Regions from separate parts of the Homo sapiens genome. Here region 2 is linked to region 1. A link is a loop called in an ENCODE intact Hi-C map of the cell type or tissue named here. Cell type or tissue: CD14-positive monocyte. All regions are shown on one strand. Each heading gives the region's core, and the rest is flanking DNA. Links, peaks and the distances in the headings are about the cores only.

Evidence for each region. Peaks named below come from ENCODE experiments on the same cell type or tissue, not always from the same donor. Only the 100,000 strongest peaks of a DNase experiment are listed, where the experiment ranks them.
Region 2: a loop joins it to region 1, with 2.6 times the contacts of the local background. A loop is called at or near these places in 2 of 110 quality-filtered maps.

The regions. Positions count from the first base shown.
Region 1 is chr5:35,314,667-35,325,810 of GRCh38, forward strand. No RefSeq gene overlaps it. Among named protein-coding and RNA genes, the nearest start is that of PRLR, 90 kb to the left of the region's middle. RefSeq lists a silencer at 7,027-7,227. In CD14-positive monocyte, for the core only: no CTCF peak of the experiment used is centred there; DNase peaks (open chromatin) are centred at 4,795 and 5,165; H3K4me3 peaks cover 981 bases; H3K27ac peaks cover 2,075 bases.
Region 2 is chr5:35,473,601-35,484,744 of GRCh38, forward strand. No RefSeq gene overlaps it. Among named protein-coding and RNA genes, the nearest start is that of SPEF2, 140 kb to the right of the region's middle. In CD14-positive monocyte, for the core only: no CTCF peak of the experiment used is centred there; DNase peaks (open chromatin) are centred at 2,651, 4,511 and 5,721; H3K4me3 peaks cover 2,540 bases; H3K27ac peaks cover 6,247 bases.

The sequences.
Region 1 (11,144 bases), core at 1,216-9,215:
GATGTGGATGGTCCAGTTTATTTGGCTATAGGACTGTGAGTTAAGAAATTGAAAGTCAAATTTTATTTTATTTTATATATTCTCAGTGAACACACTCATGGATTGAAAATTTATTTTGTATCTAAACCAATAGATTTATGAGTGTCATCATTCTTTTCCCCTACCTCATAGGAATGATACTGTAACAAATTGTCATACTAGTGTGTGTTGGCATTATGAAGGAAGGAGATATTTTACTATCTTTTCTTTTAAAAACTATGTGTAGAGAAAGTTCAGAGTCCCCCAATGACTTGGCGTGTACTAGCTATCAGTAATACCTGCATGCTGGTTGGTTATTTGCTCCATTTTGGATGACCTTTTCTTTACAGGTCTCTTGAGGCTTAATGAGTGTACTCCAGTAGCGTTGTGGGTTGAGTGGATTGACTGATTACGTAGTCCTTAGATTTCTTTCTGGAGATTTACTCAGTGTAGGGTGAAAGTGAACTGAACAAAATCAGATGTTGTCTTTATTTTATTTTATTTTTTTTGAGACAGAGGCTCACTCTGTTGCTCAGACTGGAGTGCAGTGGCACGATCATGGCTCATTGCAGCCTCAACCACCCAGGCCCAAGCTATCCTCCCACCACAGCCTCCTGAGGAGCTGGGACTAGAGGCATGCACCAGTATGCCCAGCTAATGTTTAAAAGTCTTTTTTAGAGAGTGGGTGTTCTCCCTCTGTTACCCTGCTGGTCTTGAACTCCTGGACTGATGTGATCCTCCCGTCTTAGTCTCAAGTGCTGGGATTACAAGCATGAGCCACTGGGCCTGCCCAGAAGATGTGGTCTTGCTCTAAGTGAAAAATCATGTCAATTGATTTTGTAGGGTCCAGAACCATTCTCATAATTCCCAGTGCTGGAACATTGCATGGATACAAATTTCAAACAATTATATATCAAAAAACATGACAAAAGTAAATAAAAAAATACAAAAGTAGGCATGAAAGACCAACCCAGGGTAGTTTATTTCATATTTTCACCTTTCACTAGTGCATGGAAACACACTTCCTGAACTGCTACTTTATTCCACATTGTCTTGGATGCGTCCAGCAAGAGACTTAGAGATCAGAGATCTACATGTGCTCATCCTCAGGGTGTCTTTCTGTCTCAACATGACAGATTTTTCAGGGCAGAGTTCAGAGGCCACCTACCGTGGATTACAGGATATCAAATCGTATCTGAGGCCTCCTCTACCTGCCCCCCGACCCCCAAGCACCCTCCTTTTCCCTTTGTTTAGGCAAGGCTTGCTGCGGATTTGCAGGGACCCTCCCTACTTTCTTTGGCCTTCATATACTTTCTGAGGAAACTCCCCACTACATGGCAGTGGAAGGCTTTCCCTGGTAACATAGTCAATACCCCAAATCTAGTGCCTGTGTGAGTTTTGGGGACAAAAATGATTCTATCATCAGCTGAAAGAGTGAGGAATCAAGGCAAAAGAAGTTGGCAGAGCCAGTCCACTTCGGTTCCATGGAAACACCAGGAGGAAGAGATTCAGCTGAGCCACTGAATTGCTTTTTGGGAGACAGTGACTTGATTTTCTTATTTCTTATTTACCACAGAACCAGCATCAAGTTGATACTTTTATAGGGACAGCTCAAAGCAATGAATACCTTAGACAACTTACACAGGTCAGGAGGTCAAGAGAGACATAAGCACAGCCTGACAAGAAAAACTAAGAATTCATTTGACAAGCCTTTTTCTCTAGGCCATTTTTGGAAAGCCCAGGGATGGTGCTGGTCATATTGCTTTATATTCAGAATCTTAAGCACCAAAGCATAGTGGGAGGGGATAATTTTCAATTTTGAGGGAGCAACAGTGTGTCAGAAATAACTGAGATTGGGAAACGGGTAGGTAGGAAAACCCCACCAAATGCCTACAAAGTAAGAGAAAGGCCTGTAGAGTGGAAGAAAGAATTTAGAAGTAATTGGGGATGTTTGGATTGCATTTGTTATTTTGTGGTTTGAATATTTTCTATACATTCTCCAGCTGTTGTGATGAATAAAACAAAATTTGCTTTTCTTTTTTTGTTTACTGCCAGCTGTAGAAAAAACCCTGAACACCTGATATTCCTGAGAGCTGCCTTGTGAGAACAGCTGTCCCATCAAAGACCCTTGGCAGGGTGTTATTCTAGATGAGTCCATTAGCTATTGCGGAAGCCAACACACATGTGAGGGAAAGATTTTCCATATTTTGCAAGTCCCGCCTATTAAAGCTTTCTGTAATGACAAGATGGTATTGCTGAGTGACTTTTTAATTGTTTTTCCTAAGCAACTGCCAATGTTTAATTAGGCTTCAGCTAACACGCTCTAAGTTAATTTAAGACAAATGGCTGTGGTGTGGCTAATTGTTAGAGTATGGTGATCTGGGAGCATCTGACTCAAGCGTGAGTCTGTGCTCTGCAGATATGTGGTGGGTGGCTGAATGACCCAGACAGGTCTGATTGCCCCTGCTGGGAAACACCCAAACCACCTGTCTGGGATGAGTAATCTCCCTGACACACTACCTAAATTCACACCTCCATACTTCAAGCTAAACCAGTATGGATTTAAAGCCTGGAATTTTATTAAATTAATCACTAATAGCTTTTATGTGTGAATTTTATTATCAAATGAATCAACAGTAGCTTTTACGTATGAAAAGCATGCTTGTATCTATTGTATTAGACTGCCTTAGAAAACATCCATTAGAGCTGGAACAGACCTCAAGAAGATTAACTTCAATGCCGACATTTAAATAGGAACTAATAAGGGACGAGAGAGGAGGAACAACTTGCCCAAAGTCACCTAGATTTTAGGACTGGAACTAAAGCCTCAGCCTTCTCATTTTAAATCTTCTGCTTGTTTCCCCCTTCTGCCCACTCTGCCCCCTCAACCCTCACCCCAAATTGTATTAAGTTCACCACTTAACTCCAACTCTTTCAGGACAGGAAGTGGAGGTACAAGGATGAAGCTGGGAGGTGGGAATGAACATTTTTGATGGGCTGATACTTATGGCTCATGCTGCAGACAATGGACAGGGCCTGGCAGGTGGTAGGGATCAGCAGAATGCCTTTGATAGAGTTTGGCTCTGTGTCCCCACCCTATTCTCATCTTGAATTGTAATCCCCATGTGTTGAGGGAGGGACCTGGCGGGAGGTTATCAGATCATGGGGGCAGCTTTCTTCCTGCTGTTCTCATGAGAGTGAGTGAGTTCTCACCAGGGCTGATGGTTTTAATGTGTGGCACTTCCTCACTCTTGCTCTCTCCTGCCACCATATAAGACGTGCCTTGCTTCCCCTTTACCTTCCGCCATGATTGTAAGTTTCATGATGCCTCCCCAGCCATGCGGAGCTGTGAGTCACTTAAACCTCTTTTCTTTATAAATTACCCAGCTTCAGATAGTTCTTTATAGCAGTGTGAAAATTGGCAAATACAGCCTTGTAGCATAATTCCACAAAGTTGAAGGACACCCCCACCCTAAGTCAAGCTTCCATTGCTTCGGCCCTCTTGAGGCTTCCGTCTCCTTGAGTACGAGTTCTTTGGCTTTATTCTTTTCAGTCATTCCCTGACACCAAGAACCTTGCTCTCACCCTCCCACTCTGTGCTCAGTCCACTCTTGCATGGTCTTCCATCTTTGCTTCTTCTTGGTTGTGTCTCCCTTTAGTTCTTACGCCTTCTCTGTGTTTCAACATCTTCTCTATTTGTAGCTTAAACCAATGGGTTTTCTGATCTTCCCAGGTCTGTTATGGTGGTAAAGTGAGTTAAAACATGGCAACATTTGAGAGGAATGTCTGACACATAATCATATGATAAGCACACCCTAAAGAATGGTAATCATTTTCTTTATTATTATTCCGCTTGATTTCTTATATTTCTCTTGCTCTGCCAAATTATATTTTTATATTGTACTCACTTAAGAAACTCTCACCGTGTCCTGCTGAGTGGAGGTCTCCCTGCCACATAGGACACTCCATCCAATGTCTCCCCTCTCTTGTAGACCTGACATACTAGGGGCAAGCTGCTTTTTCCAGAGTTTCCTCATCTCTCTTCAAAAGACAAAGTAGATGACGTTAAGATATTATTTCAACAATTCCCTTATAGAACCAAAAAAGCTGTATTTTATTATAGTTGCTTGGAAGTGATATACCCTATTCAGCACTGTTTTGATTATAAAAATACATTTTAGCCCTCTTTTGAAACTTTCAGAGTTTATAGAATATTTATTTCTAAAAAGTCCATAGGAGTATAAACCTTGAAAAAAACCCAAAAAAGTGTAAATATTTGGGGGGAAAAAGACATTCAGAGAACTGATAAAAAGGAAATGAAGTGGATAACTTTTTTTTAGATAAAAATCTTTACTTGTAAATTACTTACAGAGTCACTTCAAATATTCATCATAATTGGGAAGATAGGCTTATTGCCAGTTACCCTAACAACATATGAGATAACAAACATTAAAAAAAATTTCATGAAAATTAAGTATGTCTTTAATATACAGGTAAGATAGGCATAAAAGGAAGAAATTTCTGATTTGGGGCATATGTGAGAAAAACAGAATACAAAAAGCAAAAGCACGTGCTGAATAAATTTAGTTAAATAATATATTCTACTTCACAGTCATTTTATTTCCACTAGCCCTAGTTTGCCAACATATTTATTATTGAAAATGAGATGTATGTTCTATGTATATTGCTCGAGGCTGATTTAGACAGGACTTTGTGTGCATTGCTGACCACAAAGAGAGTTTCAACTGAAGGCCAGAATAAAAATGGCATGGCTTACAATTTCACCACATTTGTTTTCAAAAGCAACGTGATTTCCTTTTCTAAATTGCAAAGCAAAACCAAACAAAATGGGCTAGTTATTCTTGAAAAACTTTGGCCATCCTTAACTCTCAATTGCTAGCAATATTTCAGATTCCTAATTAGTGTCTGAAAGAAAAAACATTGGCCACGAAAGAATAAAGAATAAATGATTTTATTTGATAAAAAAGCATTATAAGCAAGGTGAATGGAAAGTTTGTAGAATGTGTCCAGATGGTAAAAAAATTGTGAAAAATGAAACTCAAGAGAAGCTTGAAAGAAATAAGGAAATGTATCACTCTGTGTGTCATTACAAGTTTGGCGCTGGGCCAGTCTGCAAAAAGGGAAGTTTTAAGATGGTTGAAGCTTAGCTGTTTCTTAAGTAGCAAGACACAAAGGCTGCATCTATTAAGTACTCTGTGGTTATGATGATGTCATTTGGTGATTTCCACTGTCCTGATTGATTTATAGAAGATAAAAACTCTACTTTAGTCCAACAGAGATAGCAACCAAACTCTTAGATTCAGCTGGTGAACCAACTGGAAAATTAAAGTAATTCTGTGCCTTGGACACATTTCATTAATCTTCTTGTGGGACTTATTTCAGTTTTGTGAAATTGTTTGTTTAGAAATGGTAATAGATTCCATTTCAAGCCAACCAATAATCTATTCCTTTCTGCCACACTGGACGGAACTCTGGGTTACTTTAGTAAGAAAAACATCGTAATCTTCTCTCTGAGAAGGTTATAATTGACCTAGGTGGAAGGTTAGTCAGTGTAGACTTGAACTATAGTGCCTGGTTGAATTTGGGCTCCACCTTTCTTTCTTTGTGACTGGGAGAGTCAGTTAATCTCTGAAGCGTCTCCTCAGTTTTCTAATCCATGACTGGAGTGCATAAGCCTGAATGTGTATTAAATAAGATGATACTTGCAAAGCAATGACAATACTTGGCATGCAGTAACTGCTCCATAAATGTCATTTAGGTGGAAGATGATGTGAGAACCTTCTACAGCCTCTCAGTAGTGCCCTGTGCTTCTCTTATAAGAGCATTTATCATGCAGTTTTGCCAGTGCTTGCTTAATTGTCTCCTTTCACAGACTTTAGGTTTCACGAATGTGAGGGAAAGTATATCTTATTTCATAATTGACCATCAATTTATCTCAGCTCCTATCAAAATGTGTGGCACATAGTAGGCTCCAATAAATAGTTTTCAATGAATGAACACTTGTTACATGATAGTTTAGGGAAGACTTCCATTTGAATTTTAAACTGGTAAGTTGGCATTTAGATTTTATAAAGATTTTTTATTCTCCAAAGATAGTTTTTTTTCAATAACCTACAAATCCATAGTAGAAAGAAGAAGGAGGCAACATTGATGTGAAGCAGAAACTGCGCTAGATATCAGGATAGGTGGGTGGGAGGCCCAGTTTGGGTACTACTCATTGTGGAGCCCTGAGGAAGTCACCCCATCTCTTTGAGATACATGTACCTTAGCTGTAAAGTGGGCATAAGAAACTTGAGCTAACTAATGTAAAGTTTATGTGTGTGTGCTTATGTGTATTTTTTTTTTAAACTAAGGTAGGTGATAGGCTAATAAAAGGGAGTATGGCAAAGTGAAAGTGGCAAGTAAGAATTTACTTCTAAGGGCCGGGCGCGGTGGCTCACGCCTGTAATCCCAGCACTTTGGGAGGCCGAGGCGGGCGGATCACGAGGTCAGGAGATCGAGACCATCCTGGCTAACACGGTGAAACCCCGTCTCTACTAAAAATACAAAAAATTAGCCGGGCGCGGTGGCGGGCGCCTGTAGTCCCAGCTACTCGGGAGGCTGAGGCAGGAGAATGGCGTGAACCCCGGGGGGCGGAGCTTGCAGTGAGCCGAGATGGCGCCACTGCACTCCAGCCTGGGCGAAAGAGCGAGACTCCGTCTCAAAAACAACAACAACAACAACAACAACAAAAAAAAAAGAATTTACTTCTAAGAATGGGTTGTAATTCTCTAGATATAATCAGTCTCTGTTTAGTTCTAAAGCTTAGCTTTGTTATGGCCCTAATGCACGGTCAACTTTAAAAAGACCTGCAAACCAAAAAAAAAAAAAAAAATTAAAAAAAAAAAAAAACCTCTCTAAGCCTGAAAAATCTCCAGATATTCCCAAATTGGGGAATATTCAGATTCATGTTTCTCTGAAGGACAGTGCAAGGTCATCTACAGTATCCACCATCAATGTTTAACAACCTGTGGCTGGTGGACAAGCTACTTGAGATTCTCAGATGATAGAAATGGGTCAGGCCTATCAGCAGATGTGTTCGCATAGTAGGTTCACTTGATAGATGTCACCTTATCCTCCTAGACATTTCCTCTGCTGGAGAGCTCCATGTTCATCTTGAGATAGCCAAAAGTGGACAAGACTATTTTTTCCCACTCCCAGCTGCTTTCAGCAAGACAGACAGACACTTCACCTCCTTAGCTCTGCTTCTCTCCAGTGCTGTGTACCTTAGGAAAAAAGCAGTAACTGGTTATTGTAAAGTCACTATTATAAAATATTAAGGTCTTGAGGCCGTGTTCTAAATTAAACACAAGGAGGTTAAGAAGGAAAATCTTAATTAGAATTAAAAGTCACAGTTAAAACAAGAAGTGTTACTTCTTCTAGACAACATATATTTGAATACTATTTTCCTGGAAAATTAATTTCACAGAATTTATTCTTTGCATGATATGCAAGTAGAGGTATAGACCACACACATGGCTAATAGTATACAATGGTCATGCAGGAAGCAGAAGATAGTTGTAAAATAGGTGTTTTGTAAAAACAAAAAAAATAGTTATTTAACACTTGACCGTAACCCACTTAAATGTCCAGCGGAAGCAGTGACACTACATTGATACACACAACAGTACATTCGAGGAAAATAATTAAAATGGTAAATGTCTTGAAATGCTAAGTAAACTACAGAAATAATAAAATTCCCTATTGCATTGTGGTACTTCCTATAAAGTCTGACGAGAGCAGTTTGCTTTAAACAAGTAAAGAAAACTCTTTCACATTCTGGTAAGAAATTCCTTAGAGACAGAATTTAAAATAAAAATCACAATCCCCTTACTGGATAAAGCATATAATTTTCCTCCTTAGGTGCGTGAATTAAAAACAGCTGCCAAGCCTACTTAATTATGGGTGCTCAGAGTCAAACTAGACATGACAAATTTTCATTTTGATAGCAACCACATCGAGTGTTTACTTAGCAAGTATGGATAATTATTCCAGTTCTTATTTGAATTTTTTTTCTGGAACTGGTTGCATATTGTTAATAAAGGCTGTGATCACAGATCTCAGCATTTCAGAGCCTCTCTTTTTTCCCCATTTTTTTTTGTGTGTGTATGTATGTGTGTGTTGAGACTTTTCTCTGAATTTAAAAAGTGATTTCTCTACAACTGGTACACAAACACGAATTCTATCTCCAGAGAAACAGATGTATTAAAGTGTTGATGAAAAAACATTATTATGTTTTAGGCAGAGGTCTGAAAGTAAATCCTGGTCATCAACTCAGGGGATCACTTTGGTGACCAAAAGTTCTCATTCTAGTTGTTTAGTCTTTACTGTGAAGGGCTGAATCCACAGCAGTGGTTCTAGGAGACTGTGAATTTAGGAACGGTAAGGGATGCAGATGCTCACAGGCAATCTGCTCATCTGTGGGACTGGCTTTCAGAGCAAGGAAGAAGGCAGAGCATCAGGTTCCTAAATTCACATATATGCAAATAACAACTTTCTATTATGGGAAGCAATTTCATTTTATTTATCTTGTTTGGACTTCACAACAATAATTACTAAGATAGGAAAGAAATTCTTATCTCTATTTTTACAGATGAAGAGGCGAAGTCCCAGGGATGGTAAGTGTTTTGGTCAAATTAAACACCTATCATACATTGGGTGCTAGATCTGAGGATCAGAACTCCTAGTGCAGGATTCTTTGCAGTGTGGCTATAACTTCTGGTATCTTACTGGGGTGGCATGGTGCCTTGGAGCTACCAGATAAAGGGAGAATCAGGAGGACATGTTTTATAGTTTCCAGATAAAATATAGGACACCCAGTTAAATTTGAACTTCAGATAAACAAGAAATATTTTTCTAAATGTAAATATGTCCATGCCATATTTGGGACATATACTAAAATTATTCATTGTTTATCTGAAGTTCAGGTGTACCTGGGCATCCTATATTTCTATTTGCTGAATCTGACAATCCCAATCTGTTTTCCTTTCTGATAGGGCAACCCAAGTTAAAAAGTTAAAAATACCTTAGGGCAAGATGACCAACTGGACTCAGCCAGGTGGAAGATCTGCCACCAAGGGACCAAGACAGCTGGCATACTTCCAACAGATCTTCAGAGGGAAGGCACCACCAGTGGACAGAGGGAAGACACTGAAGTGGGCTGAATGGGGAGGAAGCTGGGAACCCTACATGGAGCTAGAGGCTACCATGCACCAGTACTCATGCCTGATCCCCAATGACTCCAGAGGAATGGGTGAGTTGAGCTGGCAAGGAGCAACTTGCCCTCATCAAGGCCTCTCTGGGACCCCAGCAGACGGAGACCCCTTGACCACTATGGACACTCAAGTTGTCAGGGAGAGCTGCTTAGAAAAGTGGTAGGGGCAACAAGCCAGTTGATGTAGAGCCCAGAGCATCTATAGTGGAGCATGCTCAGGGATTGCCAACTCCCCTTGGCTCGACTTGCTCCCATAGGAGACTAGCCCTATGGGAGCTGTGGGGCGTGAACTCTGCAGGGTAGTCTTGCCTATCAGATGGGGCTAGTGTGACTCAAGCACCCCTTGGTCTGCTGGCCCGTTCTGGGGCCCAGGTCTGGCCACGCCTGCTTGCAGGGCAGCCTCGGATGCCCCAGGGGCTCACATCACAGCTCTTGCCCTGGCAAACCATGCCTGACTGGTGAAGAGCTCCAGTGGGGCAGCCCATGCACCAACCCATGCACCAGTTCATCCATTCCCACCCCACACTGCAGCTTCCCCCAGGCCCACAGCAACTCCCCACATCACTTTGCCAACATGTGTGTGGATGGGTAGCTTCTGCCTTCCTTGCCCCACTAACATGTGTGTATGTGTACATCTTGTCCTGCCTCCACTGACCACCATTGCAGTCAGAGCCTTGGTGGGCAAAGAGCCTGCCAGCCAGGCCCTTGCCAGTGCCCCACCCTTGTGCCAACACTATTGTAGGAATGAAACTAGGCACAGAGAACAGTGGACCCTCCCCCACCCACTCTGAGCAACCGCCTCTGCCTGTGGCACACAGAGAATGCACACAGACCTGCGCCTGCCAGCACCCTGTCCCTGTGCCAACACCGCCACCAGCATGACTGTGTGCAGTCACCAGCAGGGGAACCCTGCCCCCCTGCCCTACTCCTGAGCTGCGTTGCCTCTGCCATTGTGGTGAATGCCAGCATGGAGGCAGGCACCCCAGCACCCACTAGCACCCTGCTGCAGCTGACAAGCATGCACCCCACTGCACCATGCTGCCATTGCTGCTGCTGCTGGCACGTTCTGGGGCCCAAGTCTGGTTTGCTGGTGCAAACGAGGATGGATACCACTGTCACTGAACTAGGAAATGCTTTGGCTGATACTACCCATCGGAGTGTAATGACCAGTGGTCAGGGAGTCCCTCAGCCACTCTAAGTCAGTGAATTCCTACCCTTGAGGAGCCAGAGAACAAAGTCAGGGCCCAGTACAAGTTCCCCAGGGTTAGAGCATGCAGTACAGGAATTGGGAGTTGAGAACTGGCCCCCTAAAACCTTCCAGAAATGAAGCCAGTTGGCTGAATCCATCTTATACCATGATGAAACCCTCAAGGTCATCAAATAAGTTAAAAGAAAAAAAAACCCCAAAGATTAGCAACTTCAAAGATTGAAGGAACATCAGCTCACAAAGATGAGAAAGGACCAGCACCAGAACTCTGACAACTCAAAAAGTCACGAGTGTTTTCTTCCTCCAAATGACCAACTCTCCAGCAAGGGTTCTGGATCAGGCTTAGATGGCTGAAATGACAAAAATAGAATTCAGCACATGGATAGGAACAAAAATCATTGAGATGCCAGAATACATTGAAACCCAATCCAAAAAAGCTAAGAATAAATTAAAATAATGCAGGAGCTGACAGACAAAATAGCCAGTATAGAAAAGAACATAACCAACTTGATAGAGCTGAAAAACACACTACAAGAATTTCATAATGCAATCACAAGTATTAATAGCAGAATAGGCCAATGGGAGGATAGAATCTTAGAGCTTGAAGACTGGCTTTCTGAAATAAGACACAGACAAGAATAGAGA
Region 2 (11,144 bases), core at 1,183-9,182, 160 kb after region 1:
AAAATTGTATTACATGTGTAGTAAGTGTTCATAGTAATTTAGGTCTCATAAAACCCTGCCTCCCCCTACGGTATCCTCTTACTCAGATGATAAAACTTGAATGCAACTCCGTGTTCTGTCACAGACAATTGAAATCTGAGGATTCAAAAGAACACCCTTGCCTATTTCTGAGCAAGCACAGTCACTGCCTGTTCATTTCTGTATTTCCAGTTCCTGCTTCATAACAGATGCTCAACAGATGTTTATTGATTATGAAAAGGATCCCTGAAAAGCTTTCTCCTGGAATTAGACTCTCAGCCCTAGAATAGAGCAAGCCTGCAGAAACGAGAACTGGAGGCTTGAAAGTCCTCCATAACTGGGTTGAAGAGAAACCATTTTCCTGTAATCTTTTTTTTTTTTTTTTTTTGAGATGGAGTCTTGCTCTGCCGCACAGGCTGGAGTGCCATGGCCTGATCTTGGCTCACTGCAAGCTCCACCTCCTGGGTTCACGCCATTCTCCTGCCTCAGCCTCCTGAGTAGCTGGGACCACAGGTGCCCACCACAACGCCCTGCTAATTTTTTGTATTTTTAGTAGAGACAGGATTTCACCGCGTTAGCCAGGATGGTCTCGATCTCCTGACCTCGTGATCCGCCCGCCTCGGTCTCCCAAAGTGCTGGGATTACAGGTGTGAGCCACCGCACCTGGCCCTTTTCCTGTAATCTTAACATCAGAAAGCACAACTGTTCCCTCTTAGAACTCCTAGGCATTCTATTCCAGGCATTCATCTCTTCCTGCCTTCTAACATGCAAATGTATGCATGAGCCCTCATGGTCCTCAGGTTGAAATGTCCTTAGGTTGACTATCAGTGTGTTGCACACACCCAGGACAGGGATTGTCCCTAAGAAATATTCCCCAGGTTTCTATAACTTCACAACAAACTCAAGCACATTACCTGATTATATCCCTTTATTCCTTCTTTTCCTTACCCATTGTGCACCTATCTTACCACTCTATTCTGCTTTTTACTAAATGCTAGTTTTGATCATCTTCTCATTTTAGAATAGTTTTAGATTTTCAGAAAAGTTATGAAGGTAATGCAGAGGGTCCTCATATACCCCACATCCAGCTTCCCCTATTATTAACATTTCACATTAAAATGGTATATTTGTCACAAGCAACGAACCAATATTGATATAGTATTATAAACTAAGTCCCATACTTTATTCAGGTTTGCTTAGGAGGGGTGCGTGTGTGCGTGTGTGTATGTGTACTCTTTTTTCTGTTCCAGGATCCCATATAGGATACCATATTACGTTTTGGCTCCTCTTGGATGTGACAGTTTCTTAGACTCTTTTGTTTGTTTGTTTTGGATGACTTGAAATTTTAAGGAGTATGGACCAGGTATTTTGTAGAATTTGTCTGTTGTTTTCTCAGGAGTGGGGTTTCGGCAGAGGAAGACCATAGAGGTAAAATGTAATTCTCATTGCATCATATCAAAGATGTATACTATCAATACGACTTATCACTGATGATGTTAGCCATGGCCACCTGGCCGTGGTATGGTTGTCGGGCTTCTCCACTGTAAAGGTACTCCCCCACTCCTCTCCATAATACCTTTTTTTTTTTTTTTTTTTTTTTGAGACGGAGTTTCACTCTTGTTGCCCAGGCTGGAGTGCAATGGCATAATCTCGGCTCACCGCAACCTCCGCCTCCCGGGTTCAAGCAATTCTCCTGCCTCAGCCTCCCTAGTAGCTGGGATTATAGGCATGTGCCACCATGCCTGGCTAATTTTGTATTTTTAGTAGAGACAGGATTTCTCCATGTTGGTCAGGTTGGTCTCAAACTCCTGACCTCAGTTGATCCGCCTGCCTCGGCCTCCCAAAGTGCTGGGATTACAGGCATGAGCCACCGCGCCTGGCTACCATAATGCACTCTTGAGAAGGGAGTTACTATATGCAGCACACACTTATGGAGTGGAGAGTTATGATCCACTTCCTTGAGAGTAGAATACATAAATTATTTGGGATTCATATTCATGTAAGTACAGATTCATGAATATTTATTTTACATTTTGGTTTATAATCCAATACTACTTTATGTATTTTGTTTGCTCAAGTTGTTTCAAATTTGACCATTGGGAGCTCTTTCCATTGGTTCCCATTCCCCCTTTGACATGTTCCTATCAATGGGTTTCGGTTTTTGTTGAGCATGTCCTCACTTTCAGGTACTAAGAGATGTTCCAGGTTCATATGGTATATTTCCTATCCCGGTCCTGGATCAGCCATTTCTCTAAGGATCCTTGTTTTTCAGTTTATTTGTTTCCATTTCTGGGAATGGCATTAGAAACCAAGATGTGGGTATTATAGATGCAATCTCTGTTTTTAATAGTTAAAACTTCTGTAACAGTTGTTAATTTTTCACAGACTACTTTTTCCCCCAATTTTAAAAGGGAACTTTGCCTTTTCTGGGCCAAACTCCCACTCAGTTTCATGTAGAACCTGGAAGGATGGGTGGTCCCCACTTAGTAGACTTCTGGCCACATCTATTTTTGGTTAGGATGTGCTGTTGCAATTCAGAGATTTCAATTCTAATTACATGGATAGTTTCTAACATATGTGGATGTTGGGTAATATGAGGCCAACTGTTATTAACGTTTCTGTGTTCTGTCTTTTTGATCGTTCTAAAAGTAGGAAGTTACCATTTTGTAATCAGAGGGAGTCATATTTGTAGAATTCTAAGCCCTTTATCTTCTGAAGCACTAATGTCTTTTTCTATTAATCTCTTTTGGCTTCTGTGGTCCTGACCCTGGCAATTAATTTCACTGCAGATGCATGAGCCAGGTACACACAGACACAAACTGTAGTATCAACTATATAGAGAAAGATGTTAGCCTGAGAGCTGTGCAGCTACCTGAAAATCAGAGGTGAAATGAAGGAGAACAGTCTACATTTTAAAATCCCTAACAATTGTTTATACCAACTTACTGTTTCAGAGATACCCCTGGTTTAAAACTGTTTTGGATAATCATTTAGAAGAGGTTTTCTCTTTCCAGTTCATACAAGCTGTAATACATCATGCAAACGCTATTCCCAAAGTGATTATAAGCATGTTTTACATCAAATCTGTAAGTTTTTCTGTAATAAAGATTTTCTTAGGCTACTGCTGAGGGCTTTTTGAATTCCTAGCTTGGGCTGTTTGCAAAGCTTATTCCAACACTGTCTCAGAGCACTGTTGAGGTCATACCTTCAGGGTAATTTAAATGGAACGAATAGGAAGGTCATAATCTGAATCCAATCAACAGTCTGGTGGGAGGCCAGTGACTGTTCTGAAACATGGCATTGAGAGCCCAGATAAAATGTGTTGATTTCTGGTCTGCTTTCTGTTATACCCCAGCCCTGTAAACACCAGGCAAATAAACCTCAAGCACAACAAACTTGAGGCAAAACAGACAAAATTAATTTTATATGGCTATTTATTTAAAGGCAATTCTGTGTGCAAGAGATCTGTCTAAACATGCTTAAGGAAGTAAATCACATTTGTGGGGCATCTTGACCTCCCTTTCTAGCTGGAGACAGTTTCATAGGAACTAGCCTTTTAGTACTTGGTGATGTGTTTTTTAAGGAAAAAACCAAGTTTAAGGGTTGACTGTGTCTTTTAATAGAACATAAATATTTTGTCAGTTTTTATTATTTTCAAAAGGAGGGAGATCACATTTTCAAGCAAGGGAGTTTTGTTTGTCTTCAATCTGATTTTTAATATGCTTAGATAGGGACATTTCTAGGTGACTAAAAGGAAAAGAAGAAATCTATGCCAGGCTTAAGAAGTATATCAATATATATTGATACATATTTGTTTTGGAAGCTATAGGGCCTTGGACAAAATTACTGTAAAGTTTCTATAATTATGAAGTCATTTTATCTATTTGCATCCTAACAAAGGTATACTGTCATCAAAAGCTCAGTGGACATATAAGTGGATGAAAACAAAGTCATTGTGGCAAGCACAGTTTGTGAGAGATGCTGTCATGCTGTAGAAGAAACATTACCCTTAGATTGAAAAGTTTTCTGTCCTTATCCATCCATGTTCTTGCTTTTTGGCCTTAGCTCACCACTTCACCTCTTTCAATCTGTTTCCTTCTTTGTAAAATAAAAGCTTGTCTCCTAAGAGCTCTAAAAAGTCTATCATATGTGTTACGGTTGTTGAGAAACAACCTAAACATGTTATTGAATGAGTCCAGCTGCTCACCTAAGTGTAGTCCCACAGAGTCTTAATGCTCAAGTTTGAAGTCAAGAAACTCTGTTTCTGTTTTCTGTTTTGACACCATAATTAGAGAGGTTGATGGAGCTGGGGGCTCAACCAATACTCTCCAGGCTCAATAGAGAAAAAAGGATAAACCACATGCCAGCATATGAATTCACAGTGAGAAAAATAAACACTAAGGGCACTGGGATGCAAAGATGTTCTGGCCAGTGCACTCTCTTAGTATTGAAATCTCAGGGGAACTCCAGATTACAGTAAGAAAACTGAGCAATGATTATGGACCTTGAGCCAAGTCTTGAGATAGTCTTCAGAAGACTTCCTCCAGTTCATGATGAAGCCTGGTGGCTCCTCTCTAACTCAGAGACAAAAGGCTTTCTCTTTTTATCAGACATTTATTTTTTCTCTCTCTATTTCTCTCCTGGACAGTCAATGCTTAGTGACAATAACAGGATTTTTTGTTTGTTTGTTTTAGACAACATAAAGTCTAAAACTAGAGAGAAGGCATAAATAGACCTGTTCACAGGCTTTTCTCAGCCCTACTACAATGTCATTGAGTAGGTTTCAATGTTTTGATTACTAACATATTCTAGTCTTGCCCACCTGAATTGCTCCTCACTTGCTTTGGATGGCTGACCTTGAGTGTTCCCCTCTCCTCAGTTCAAACATTTATAGACAAGTTCCTTTGTTACTTCACCAGATGGCGTCCCATATATCATATACGGGATTTATTAATACTAGTTTAAGAAGATAGCCTTATTCAAAATCCTTGTGGAAACCTATTGACTTGATAATCAAGTTGGAAAAATATCCATAAGGACTCACTGATTGGGATTGATAAAAGAAAAATGTCAATGAGAGACAGACCAGATTCTCTGAGGTGACAGTTATCATACTTTAGTCCTGGGGTCCATGTTAAAAATGCAGGTTCCCCTGTCAGCCACTGAGATTCTAGTTCAGTAAAAATTTTGTATTCCCAGATGATTTTATATTAGTGGCTGACAAAATCCCTTTCTTCTAAGATTTCTTATTTGCAAAATCAGCTTGGATTTTGATTCATTTCTTTAGGAAACAATTTCATGTTTTAGGAAAAAAAAAAGCCTCCAAATAGAGGCAGGCTTAAGTTCATGGCTTAGAAGTACCTTAGCACCAAAAGCTCAAGTACTGAGTGGTCCCTGCCAAAGTTTTAGAAAGAGCCATACAGAGGTACAACCCACTTCATAGCCATACTTGATGGCTACTGTCAGCTTTATACAATCTCTGCGTGTTTAAATCTATTCTATTAAAATTAAATTTGAGGAGAAAGGACTCTCCACCACCCTCCTTTCAGTTCTATTCTTTCTTTCCTATTCATCACTCCTTTCTTTCCTATTCATTACTGTATCCTTAACGCTCAGCAAAGTGAGTAGCATATGGTAATGATTCAAATATTTGTTGAATGAACAAGGGAAAAGTGAAAATGAAAATGAAACTACACAGATACTATGCAACCAGGAAGCTGAATTCCTTCACCAACACCAGCAAGTTCAACCAATGCTCTACACAAAGGAAACTTTTATTCTCCTCTCACATTCTGTCCTTCTGTCAAGACTCAGAATGTCTTGTTTGTGCCGATCTCATAGGGTATATTATCGAGGCTAGAGCGGGGAGGGAAGTTCTATGCAGAGAACAGGGACTTTGGGGAAAGAATCTGGGAATTTCAGAAGTAAAAGCTTCTCTGTGAAAGATCAGGCAGTTGTCCCTGAACAATGAATGTACACAGGGCTGATTACAAAAGTGACACTTAAGAAAAAAAAAAAAAGACTCTCTTAACAGTGTGGTGACAAATCCTCAAAATAAGAGCTTTGTTTATTTAAGGGCCTGGGAAACACTGAAAATATTGAGTTTTTAGCTAATGATGAACTGCAAATGCAAAGCATTGTGAATTACTCTACTGTCAATCTTAGGTTAATTTTATACTGCTGCAGTACTTGCTAAGTTAACTAGAGCAGTGGTTATTAATCTACCTGCACATTAAAAATCTCTGAAATGCTTTCAGCAATTCTGGTAATCAGATCATACTTCAGACCAATTAAAACCCACTATCCAGTCAGTGAGATTCAGACATTTGTATTTATTAAAGCTCCCAGATAACTCTAATGTGTAGCTGGTAATGAGAATCACAGTTCTATAGGCAAAGGCCTAATTCAGATATCTTCCTAGATTAAATGGGAGTAAGCTATATGTCCAAAGAAGACACGATTATTAGAATGAATGGCCCTTGGAAGGTTTACGCTGGCCTTGCTCTTGGCTATTTCAGATTCTTCCACCATGCCAACAAGGCCTACTTTCCTTTAAATGTTTCTTTCTATGTTTCAAAGCAAATTCAAATACTTTCTTTGCACTCTTCATGAGACAGTTTTCCAAAAATACATTCCTCTTGTTTACTTAAATGGTTCCTTTAATTTCACCTTCACTATAGAATCTACTAGAAAATCTGGAGGAGGGATGGTTATGTTTCTTTTTTTTTTTTTTAACTTTAAAGCAAAGAATTTTAATTTGAAAGTTGAGAAAATATAGCAGAGAAAACTAGTCATTTGGAATGTTATGAGAGAATTTGAAAAAAATATTATAAATGTTTTAAGATAGATGTGGTTGAACATTTAGAATTGGGAATCATTTTCTGATAGTTTGGGACCTAGTTTTCTGTGCTTAAATTTTAATTCAGTACTACTTACTCCATGGTCTTCTGGTGGTGTGCAACTTGAGGAATCAAATAAGCCAAGGTTTTTACAACCCTTCTCTAGGTCATTAAAGCATTTCTGCTATGTGCCTCAATATGTCTTTGATTTCATGCATAAGAAATATTAGATGCTCCATTCTCCTTCTTTAGAAGAAATAGTAACTGAATATGTTGGATTCTTCTCTATTTTTGTTGTTTCTCTTAGATTTTTAACCACACTTGCTCAAGACTAAGTTTTGTATTTTAAGTTTAAATGAGTAAAGTAAAAGGCTGGGAGCGGAGTGTGTGGTGATGCTGCTTCTTTTTCCCTTGAGAACTGAAGGCAAAAAAATTAAATTTATTATAAAAATTTGTTTTTGTCTTTTTTAATGTTTGTTTCCTTTTTCTTTCTTTTTTTTATGCTTTAAGTTTTAGGGTACTTGTGCACAATGTGCAGGTTAGTTACATATGTATACATGTGCCATGTTGGTGTGCTGCACCCATTAACTCGTCATTTAGCATTAGGTATATCTCCTAATGCTATCCCTCCCCCCTCCCCCCACCCCACAACAGGCCCCAGAGTGTGATGTTCCCCTTCCTGTGTCCATATGTTCTCATTATTCAATTCCCACCTATGAGTAAGAACATGCGGTGTTTGGTTTTTTGTCCTTGCGACAGTTTGCTGAGAATGATGGTTTCCAGCTTCATCCATGTCCCTACAAAGGACATGAACTCATTATTTTTTATGGCTGCATAGTATTCCATGGTGTATATGTGCCACATTTTCTTAACCCAGTCTATCATTGTTGGACATTTGGGTTGGTTCCAAGTCTTTGCTATTGTGAATAGTGCCGCAATAAACATACATGTGCATGTGTCTTTATAGCAGCATGATTTATAATCCTTTTGTTTCTTGTGCAGGAAAGACACTACATTTATCTTTCTCCTTGTTTCAATACTGTGAGCATATACATGTTAAAAGAGCTTTCTGTGTTTCTCATCACAATGTCCTTTCCTCAAAGCATGAGACTAAACCTGGTTTCCTGGAAATCTTGTGGGGTGCAGATTCTTGGATTGCACTCCAGGATGACTGAATCAGAGTTTTTAGGGGTTGGGCCTGGAAATTAGCAACATTGTGGTGGCTCATGCCTGTAATCCCATCACTTTGGGAGGCTGAGGCAGGTGGATTACCTGAGGTCGGGAGTTTAAGACCAGCCTGGCCAACATGGTGAAACCCCGTCCTTACTAATAATACAAAAATGAGCCAGGCATGGTGGCCCACACCTGTAATCCCAGCTACTCAAGAAGCTGAGGCAGGAGAATCGCTTGAACCCAGGAGGCAGAGGTTGTAGTGATCATGCCATTGCACTCCAGCCTGGGTGGCAGAGAGAGACTCCATCTCAAAAAAAAAAAAAAAAAAGAAGAAGAGGAAGAAGAAGAAGAAGAAAGAAATTAGCAACACTTACAAGCATTTCAGGTGGTATTATATTTTCCTGAGTACATTCAACTGGGAGAACTACTAAATGTAAACTTTCTCACAGTGAACTGCCACCTTTGTTACAGCCTCCAGGAGTCTAGGAGCAATGTCTGTTTCTATGTTTTATACTGATGAAGTGTTTTCTTATCAGAAGATTGGCCTTTCCTTGCTGTTTATTATTTTTGTTAAGATTTTAATTTATCAAGCTCCATGAAGATTAATTTTATATGTCAACTTGACTGGTCAGGGATGCCCAGATTAAGCACATCTGGGTGTGTCCACGAAGGTGTTTCCTGATAAGATTAGCATTTGAATTGGTGAACCCAGTGAAGTAGACTGCCTTTCTCTGTGTGGCTGCGCATCAGCCAATCCGCTGAAGGCCTAAATAGAACAAGAATTGGAGGAAGGAGGAATTTTCTCCTTTTTTCTCCTCCCAGCCTCACTGCTTGTGGGATGTTTTATCTCACCCTCACCAGGCCTCAGACTGGTATTTACATCATTGGCTTTCCTGGTTCTCAGTCCTTCAGCCTTGGGTGAATTACAGCACCCTCGGCTTTCCTGGTTCTCCAGCTTGCAGATCGAGATCATGGGAATTCTCAGCCTCCTTAATCACATGAGCCAATTCCTCATACTCAATCTCTCCCTCTCTCACTCTTGCTGTTTTATATATGTGTGTGCATATGTATATATGTATATATATAGATGACACAGATATAGATGATATGGATATTGATATAGATATATAGATATATCTTCCTAATGGTTCTGCTTCTCTGGAGAACCGTGACTAAACAAGCCCTAAATTATGTGCCACACAAGCAGTTTTCACAGAGAAAGATAGACTGGCACTGTGTGTTAGGTAGATAGACCAATATTGACTGGTGATGAATGTTAAGATGGAAAAAATAAAATTAGAAAACCTGGAAAATCATAGATAGTAACGTATTAGTGGTTGGTCCCATGGAGCAAGGGCCAGAAACAAAAAATAAAGTCAGTTGAGTTTGGATGGAGGAAATTGGTAGAGCCTGGGAGCAAATGTTAGTATTAGACCAGGGCAAAGGAAATGAAAGCAAGCTGGAGAAAATCTCTTTGAATTGTGTAACTTGTTGCACATTCTGCAAAGCTATGTGCAAAATTAATTATACTAGTAAAAATAAAAGTTCAGAAACACACAGCTAAAGGCAAAAAAAATAGCCTTCTAAAAAATCAAAATAAAAATAAGTACACTCTGTGGATTAAGTAAAACAGCATGACTGCCATGGCTTTTATGACTGTTAGAATTTTGAAATTATTGTGTGTAAATGTTTTAAATCATGTAAATATGCTTTGTGGTCTGGGGTTAAAAATAAAATTAGTAGTAAACTTTAAAATGAAGTGAAACACATGCTAAACAGAAAACAGTGGCTACAAAAAAGACATAAACATAACCATGGAAACTATGACAAAGGAATGTGGAAACATTTGAAAAAAAATTATCAGCAAGTAAAAATAAAGAACTTCCTTTTTGTATATCTGAGACTGAAATACATTTTTGTTGTCTTAGAATGTTAACTCAAATGGCCTTTTATATTTTTAAAAGTTAAATTAAAATAAAAAAGGAAATAGAACATAGGCAGTGTGATTCCAAAGCCAATGTATGATACAAATAATCTCCCCAAAAGAAAATTGTCACAACTTAACAGCCTCTGCTTAAAAAGTCTCAGAAGCTTGTGAGGCTAATAGGCAAGAACAAAACCTTAGTAATTAAATTGGTTAAACTTTTCTCAACTCAAAAAGGCTGAAGGTCTTTTCAACTCTAAAAGGTAAATTCAGTGTCCAGGGACCCTCAGCTGCTCCTAACTATTAAAACAAATAATGAATTATTAATGAAAGCTAACTACACATTTGTTAAAAACAGTTAATGAATTATCAATGAGAGCTAAATATCTTCCAGAAAGGGAGGAAAGACTAACTCATGAGAGCTAGTCTGCTGAACGAATGAAAAGTGGTCATTTAGAGAAGTGTTTGCTCAAGTGATTTTGAAATAGTCCCAAGTCCAAATGCAACTTTGAAGAGTCTGTTCTATGGATCTGGACAAAATAGAAAAGCAGAATGAAAAGAAAGCAAGTTCAGGCAATAGATGTTACAAATTAGAAATGTATCGTTAGGACTGGAAAACAAATCCACTTTTGCAGATACATTTATAACATAGGACAAAGTTTTTCACAAGTTTACATGCTTCCTTCCCCCATATATACTAAGGAGAAATTCTTAGTATTTAATATATATTGAAGGTGTTCAAAATCAGTATCAGAAATGCTCAGAAAATGCTGGAAAGATAATAAGAAACTCATAACAGAGGCTTCCCTGGAGAGAAGAACTACAGTATGTGGCTGCAGACAGGAAACAAGACCAAGGCCTATTCTCTCTGAAATGCATCTGCCTGGCCACATGAGCTGAGGCCTCACTGACCTCTACCTTTTCTTAATTTTGAGAGCAGTGTTAGTCTGAAGAACACTGCATTTGTTATACATTGCAGCATAACAAATTGCCACAAACCTAGAGCTTGAAACAGTGAACACTTGTTACCTCATACAGTTTCTGAGGGCTGGTAACTCCTGCTCAGAGTACAACAGAGGTTGCCATGAAGATGCTGGCTGGGGCTAAGGCCTTCTGAAGGTTACCTGTTCTGCAGGATCCTTTTCCAAGTTCACTCATGTGGCTATTGGTTGTAGTTCTCACTTCCTTGC